2 separate regions of the Homo sapiens genome follow, and region 2 is linked to region 1. Evidence: chromatin loops called from intact Hi-C (ENCODE). Cell type or tissue: A673. All regions are shown on one strand. Each heading gives the region's core, and the rest is flanking DNA. Links, peaks and the distances in the headings are about the cores only. Region 1 has its middle 140 kb from the start of FIGN. Region 2 has its middle 340 kb from the start of KCNH7.

Region 1 (2,933 bases), core at 219-2,718:
TCCACCTTGAGGCTTTTAGCCATGCACAATGAAACAACAATATGGAAGAAAATCAGGTTACTTAAAAGTGGTGCCACATAAGTACATACTATTTACCCAGACTTCTACATGACAGAAAAATAAATTTTCATCTTCTTTAGGACAAAGTTACCTGAGTTTTCTTTCATTTGCAGTTGAATCTCATTCCCTTCTGCTTCACCAGAAATGTATTTCCTTTCTCTGCTATACATGTTACTGCTACCATTAATTTGATCTTGCAGAGTAAAGTAAAAGCAACCTAACCCAGGGAAGGTAATATAGCATAGTAGTTAAGAGCACAGACTCCAGTGTCAGGCTACCATCAGTTTGATTTCAGCTATATACTTACTAGCTGGTGACTTTGGGAAAGATACTTAATCTCTGTGCCTCAGTTTCCTCATATGTCAAATGTAGACAATAATAGCACTATCTCATAGGATTCTTATGGTGTTAGGAAAAGTTAACATATACAAAATACTGAGAACAGTGCCTGGTTCTCTAAGCTAGTTAGATAAATCTTCATCTACATACCCTCCTTATGACACTTAACTATTCAAGGTTTTTTTAATCTTAAAAAACAGTAATAATAGCAAATCTCTCAACTGTTTGTCAGCTAATCCTTTATGGCCAAATTAAGAGTCATCTATATCTACATCTGTATTTACTCACCTACCACGGATGGTTCAGTTCACAGTCTGGCTTTAATTTTTACCCCTCCACTATAACTAGTCTCCCTGAAATATCCACTGACTTTTGTTGCTAAATCCAATGGATTTCTATTACTTCATCTCTATTGCATTAGAGAATTAACCATTCCTAACTTTGAAATACTCTCTTTTATTGGCTCACTGAGTTTTGGCTAACTTTTCTCAGTCACTTCTGTGGGCTCCTACTTTTTCAGCATCCTCTACTGCCATTTTCATCTTGAATTTTCTTTTGTTCTCTTTCTCTGTGTGCTCCCTAGATTGTCTCATCATTTCCAAGGTGTTTACAATATCTCAAGCTCATATAACATTCCCGTGCTTTACATCTATATTGATATTTCCACTTAGATGTTCCACAGGAAGAGTATTAGTTTAACTTCCAAACCTATTACTCTTACTGACATTCCTATCTCAGTCAATGGCCTGAACACCTGCTAATTGCCCAAACCGAGAGTATGGGCATTATCCTAGACTCCCCTTTCTCCCTCAGCCCTAGAAAGCTATCAACTACCACGTCCTCCCAATTCTGTTCCTGGAATAAATCTTTATACTCATCTTTCGATATTCCCACTGCCATCACCCATTAAAGCCAACATTAACTAACATTTGAATTAATAGCCTCCTGTATTATCTCCAGTGGCCAATCTTGATTTTCTTTGATCTACTCTTTGCACTAGATTTCACAATCATGATTGTTGACTCTCTTGCTTAAAAACATCTTCCCTTGTTATATCAGAAAGAAGTCCAAATTTCTTAAAATATTTTGCAAAACCTGTGTCATCTGGTATCTGCTTGCTTTTCTAATTCCGTCATTCATTCCCAGTCTCCTCATACACGATGCTTTAGATTCACTGAAGTTATATACCAGCTCTTGGAACGTACCATGTCTCTCATCCTGTAGCCTCTAGTGGGCGCTGTTGTTTGCCACCCCAGGATGTATTCTTTTCTACTGAGTAGCAGCTTGATTTCTGGATGCTGTTGACCCCAGCTCCAGAAGAATACTGTGAATGCCCAAACCATTTATTGTGACTCCATCTCCAATGTCCAAGTATTGGTTCAGGAATATGCACATAAACTAAGTTGGTCAATCAAAATGAATCCTGTGCTTTTTGATTGACAGTTGGGAAAAAATTATTTTCTATTTTTGGGTGTGTAAATGCAATGTCTAAAACTGACCGTTGTTTTGCTACCACAAGAAAATCCACCTTCAGAACAAACTCAAAGCAGAGACAAAAAAAAAGAAGGAAATTAAATTAGAACTCTAATAAATTTACATCTGAAACCCTCTAGACTTTTTAGTAACATGAACTAATAAACTCATGATTATTCACTTGTCTGAGTTGGGTTACCTGCCACGTCTCCCATTTCTTCACCTAGTTAACTCCTATTCATTCTACTCTGGCCTTTATGTGGACACCACCAGCATAAATCTTTCTTGAAGCAGTGTTGGTGTCCCTTCTCTATACTTTCACAGCACCTTGAAACATCTTTATCATCATGCTCATCTCAATGACTTATAACTGCCTGTTTGTTCCTGTCTCTCATGAGATTAAAAACTCTGTCAGTCTCAACACCATGCCTTTAATGCTCATTGTTGTTTTTCTAGCATTTAACACACCTCCCAGGACATAGAAAATGCTTCATAAATATGTCAAATTAAATATAGTTAATAATTGTGGAGTACTTTCCATGTCAGAAACTGTGCTAATAATTTCACATATTTTGTCTTAATTCCTGGCTACAGCAATTCTATGACACATGTACATTTATTGTTAACTATTTTAAAGGTTTAGATATTGAGGATTAGAGAGTTTAAACAATTTATCCATGTTCGCCTACCAATATTAGAGCTGGAATATGAAGCTTGGTAGTCTGTCTCTATAGTCTTAGCCACTACATTCTATTGTCTTTATAAGAAAAAAGTAATATATAAGAATCATATTTAGAACTCTTCAGTATTTTTCCAGTACTTTACTGTTGAGAAGCATTTTTTAATTCTCTTTCCAAATCTCTCTTTGCAGGATCAGAACGATGGAGCAAAATGATAAAAGTTTCACTTTAATAAGGAATGAAGAAAAAAAACAAAAACTGTGATCAGATTCTGTACTCTCAGTGAAACATTCCACTTAGTATGTCATGAGGTTAAGTTTGGACTTAGTGCTCCCAATCCTCTATTTTAATGTAGTTTCTTCATATTTCTTCACCCAAAGA
Region 2 (2,933 bases), core at 150-2,649, 700 kb after region 1:
TTTATAGGATAATTTCAGATGTTTTTGAGCTGCAAATGTTTTAATACTATTAATCATATAAATCTTTAGAGGACTGAAACCCTATAAATAGCTGGCATTTTTTAATTGAACAAAATCTCCTAACTCTGCCACCAATTGAATTGAGTGGCCTTCCAAAAAGTCTTCCCCAAAAAGAGTGGCGGCAAAACTTTTAAAAGGTCAAAATTTGCGGAACACTTGTAATTCTCATTGGCATCCACTTTCTCTATTTTATGCTCCCTTTTTTTCTCCTACCCAAGGCTCTTCATTATTTCAAGAGCCTCCTCATTCGTTTCCCTAAGTCTAGTCTCTGATACCTCCAATCCATGCATCCATCTATAGTCATGTGGCTAGTGACTGCAAAACAGTAATTAGATCACATGACTTCCCTCTTCAAAATTAGCAATGTTATTAATTTATTATTATTGAAATTATTATCAAAAATAAAATAGCAGTGTATCCATTTAAGTTCTTCATTAATTAGTTCTAATTTACCTTCCTAGAGTAGACTCTTACTGCTACCCACCATAGTCTTTGCTCTAGAGTCACACAACTTCCTGAATGTAACATGTTCTGTCACAATTGTGTATCTTTTGTATTCTTCCTTCCCTCCCTCCCTATCCTACCGAAAAAAAAAAATCTCCAACATCCCTAATTTTTCAATCCCCAATTTAAATGGCACTCTCTCCTCTCATTCTATTTCCATAGTTTTACAATTTTATCTTAATTTAGCTTTTACATTTCCAATGGATTTTAAGGTTCTTAAAAATAACTTTCATGTCTTTTTTAATATTTACCTCTTCCAGCGTTGACTTAAACTCCTGCAAATTTTAGTCAATGACTTCTAAATTGTAATCGAATTAAATTTAATTGAAATAATTATTCTGTAATAATGTATTAGACCTCCAACTTTGGGGAAAAAAGATAGTTTTTAAAAGTACTGATTTTTAGGAGTGAACTAGACTTTCACAAGGTGCTTATCTTTCTCAAATGATTATACCTAAGCTCATATTTGAAGGCTGAGGACATTATTTCTTGTTTCTTGATTTCATATCCTTCACATCAACAATTATGAAAGGTAAAAATGGCATATGCTTTATAAAAACAGAAAAAGGTATTTTGCAAGATCTACACAATGAACATGAACACAAAATTGTTAATATTGGCTGAGGCTAAAATCTCTAATAATTTACTGTAAGGTGATGCATGATGACTCTAATAGTGACATCTGGTGGTTCACAGGGAACATTACATTAATACATCAATTTTAACCTCTAAACATGTTTCTATTTTAGTAAGACGGTTGTCTTTGTTCTTGTAAATTGGTCCTAATAATTTAGATATTTGTTTCATCCCTTATAGAGAAAAATTAATATTATGTTACAGATTTTGTTCTAAAATATGCACAAGTCTTAAATTGATATTTTCAGTTTGGAAAAGTAAGCTAAACTGCAGATCTGAGTTCTTTTTACACCTGAAAAATGCAGGAGGTGGCAGAATGCATTTTTTGCACCTGTAATCTATATCACTTTAACCTTGAACTCAACTCGCCCTAAACAACAGTGGCCCCTGAGAATATACGTGCTATAATCCATCCTTTCTACATGGATGTGAATCATTATGATACAAGAAAGCTCAGAAGATTGGAGTTCTCAACATTCTCTATTACTACTGAATCGTATGACCCTGAGTCAGTCATTTAATTCCTTGGGTCTCAATTTTCTCATCTGAAATATTTAGATTAGATATTCTCCATCTTGAAAATTCTTAATGATAAGGACTTAATAGACAGTGATGGTTAATTACAATGACATAGCTCTCCTCTGATATTTGGCTTTTGGTGCATAGAAGACAGGTACTTTTTAAATGATAATAGGGATTCTTTAAATTCATATTCAGTATTCAGATAACATCCATTACCAGAGCATCCAATGGGATAGCTCAAGATTCCCAGGACCACTGGCAAGGAGCCAGAGCTATTACAGTCACAATTGTGAAGAAATTAGAAACAGCTTAGGCTCGGCTCCTCACACTCAAGAATGGACTGAATATACCTGCTGCTGTATCCCCATTCAGTGATTTCCGAAGCCCGTTAAAAACTAGATTCATTAGAATCATCTGGACATTTGTTAAATATATGTCTCTCATGCTCCCCTACGCCTATGGAAGGGAGATGACTGGAATCCACAATTTTAATAAGCTCCCCTGGTGATAATGATGGTTATCCTGGTTTGGGTATTACTTACTAACACAACTTAGAAACCACATAGATTCAAATAGAAAGGGATGCTGATACCATAAAGCTGATGAAAGATTAAGTCTTTAAAGCCAGGACTTGAAAACCCAAGTGTCTACAGAGACCACACAAGTAACTTAAATTTAAAAATTAGCCAAGTAGGCATTAGGCAGAACTCTGGAGAGCATGCCCCATGCAAAGTAGGTAGCCTTTAATTAGCTGTAGTGGTTGTTGCCAGAAGGGGAAGCTTCCTAGGGTTGCCCTGTGCTTTGTAAAGGGAAGATGAAAATAGGATTCTTATGTGGACTCTCTAATCTGAAGGAATTGGAACCAATTCAATGCAAACTAAATGAAACACATTTGTGGGCTTCACATTTTTGTTCTCTATTTTAGATCCAATTCCTATTTGTCCCCTTTAAATCACACTTCACTTTTTCAGTTCCACTGCATTTTTCAGTCTAATACATCTAATCAGCTAGATGAACATACAGACTACACTATAGAGAATGGCTATTCCATCTTTTCTATTGTCATATCCTTTCAAATTATCTTAAAGTTTGTTTAAACTTTGTCTCGTCCTTAAAGCATTTTGGAGCTTTATTCTCCAAACATTTTCAAACATACTCTTTCTAGGCACTACTCCCAAACATCTTTTCTCTTTCCATTTATTTAACAAATA

Evidence for each region. A loop is a pair of places that touch in the nucleus more often than their neighbours do. Peaks named below come from ENCODE experiments on the same cell type or tissue, not always from the same donor. Only the 100,000 strongest peaks of a DNase experiment are listed, where the experiment ranks them.
Region 2: a loop joins it to region 1, with 2.1 times the contacts of the local background. A loop is called at or near these places in 5 of 110 quality-filtered maps.

The regions. Positions count from the first base shown.
Region 1 is chr2:163,877,617-163,880,549 of GRCh38, reverse strand. No RefSeq gene overlaps it. Among named protein-coding and RNA genes, the nearest start is that of FIGN, 140 kb to the right of the region's middle. In A673, for the core only: a CTCF peak has its summit at 1,619; a DNase peak (open chromatin) is centred at 1,639.
Region 2 is chr2:163,181,262-163,184,194 of GRCh38, reverse strand. No RefSeq gene overlaps it. Among named protein-coding and RNA genes, the nearest start is that of KCNH7, 340 kb to the right of the region's middle. In A673, for the core only: a CTCF peak has its summit at 1,237 (motif pointing left); no DNase peak of the experiment used is centred there; H3K27me3 peaks cover 221 bases.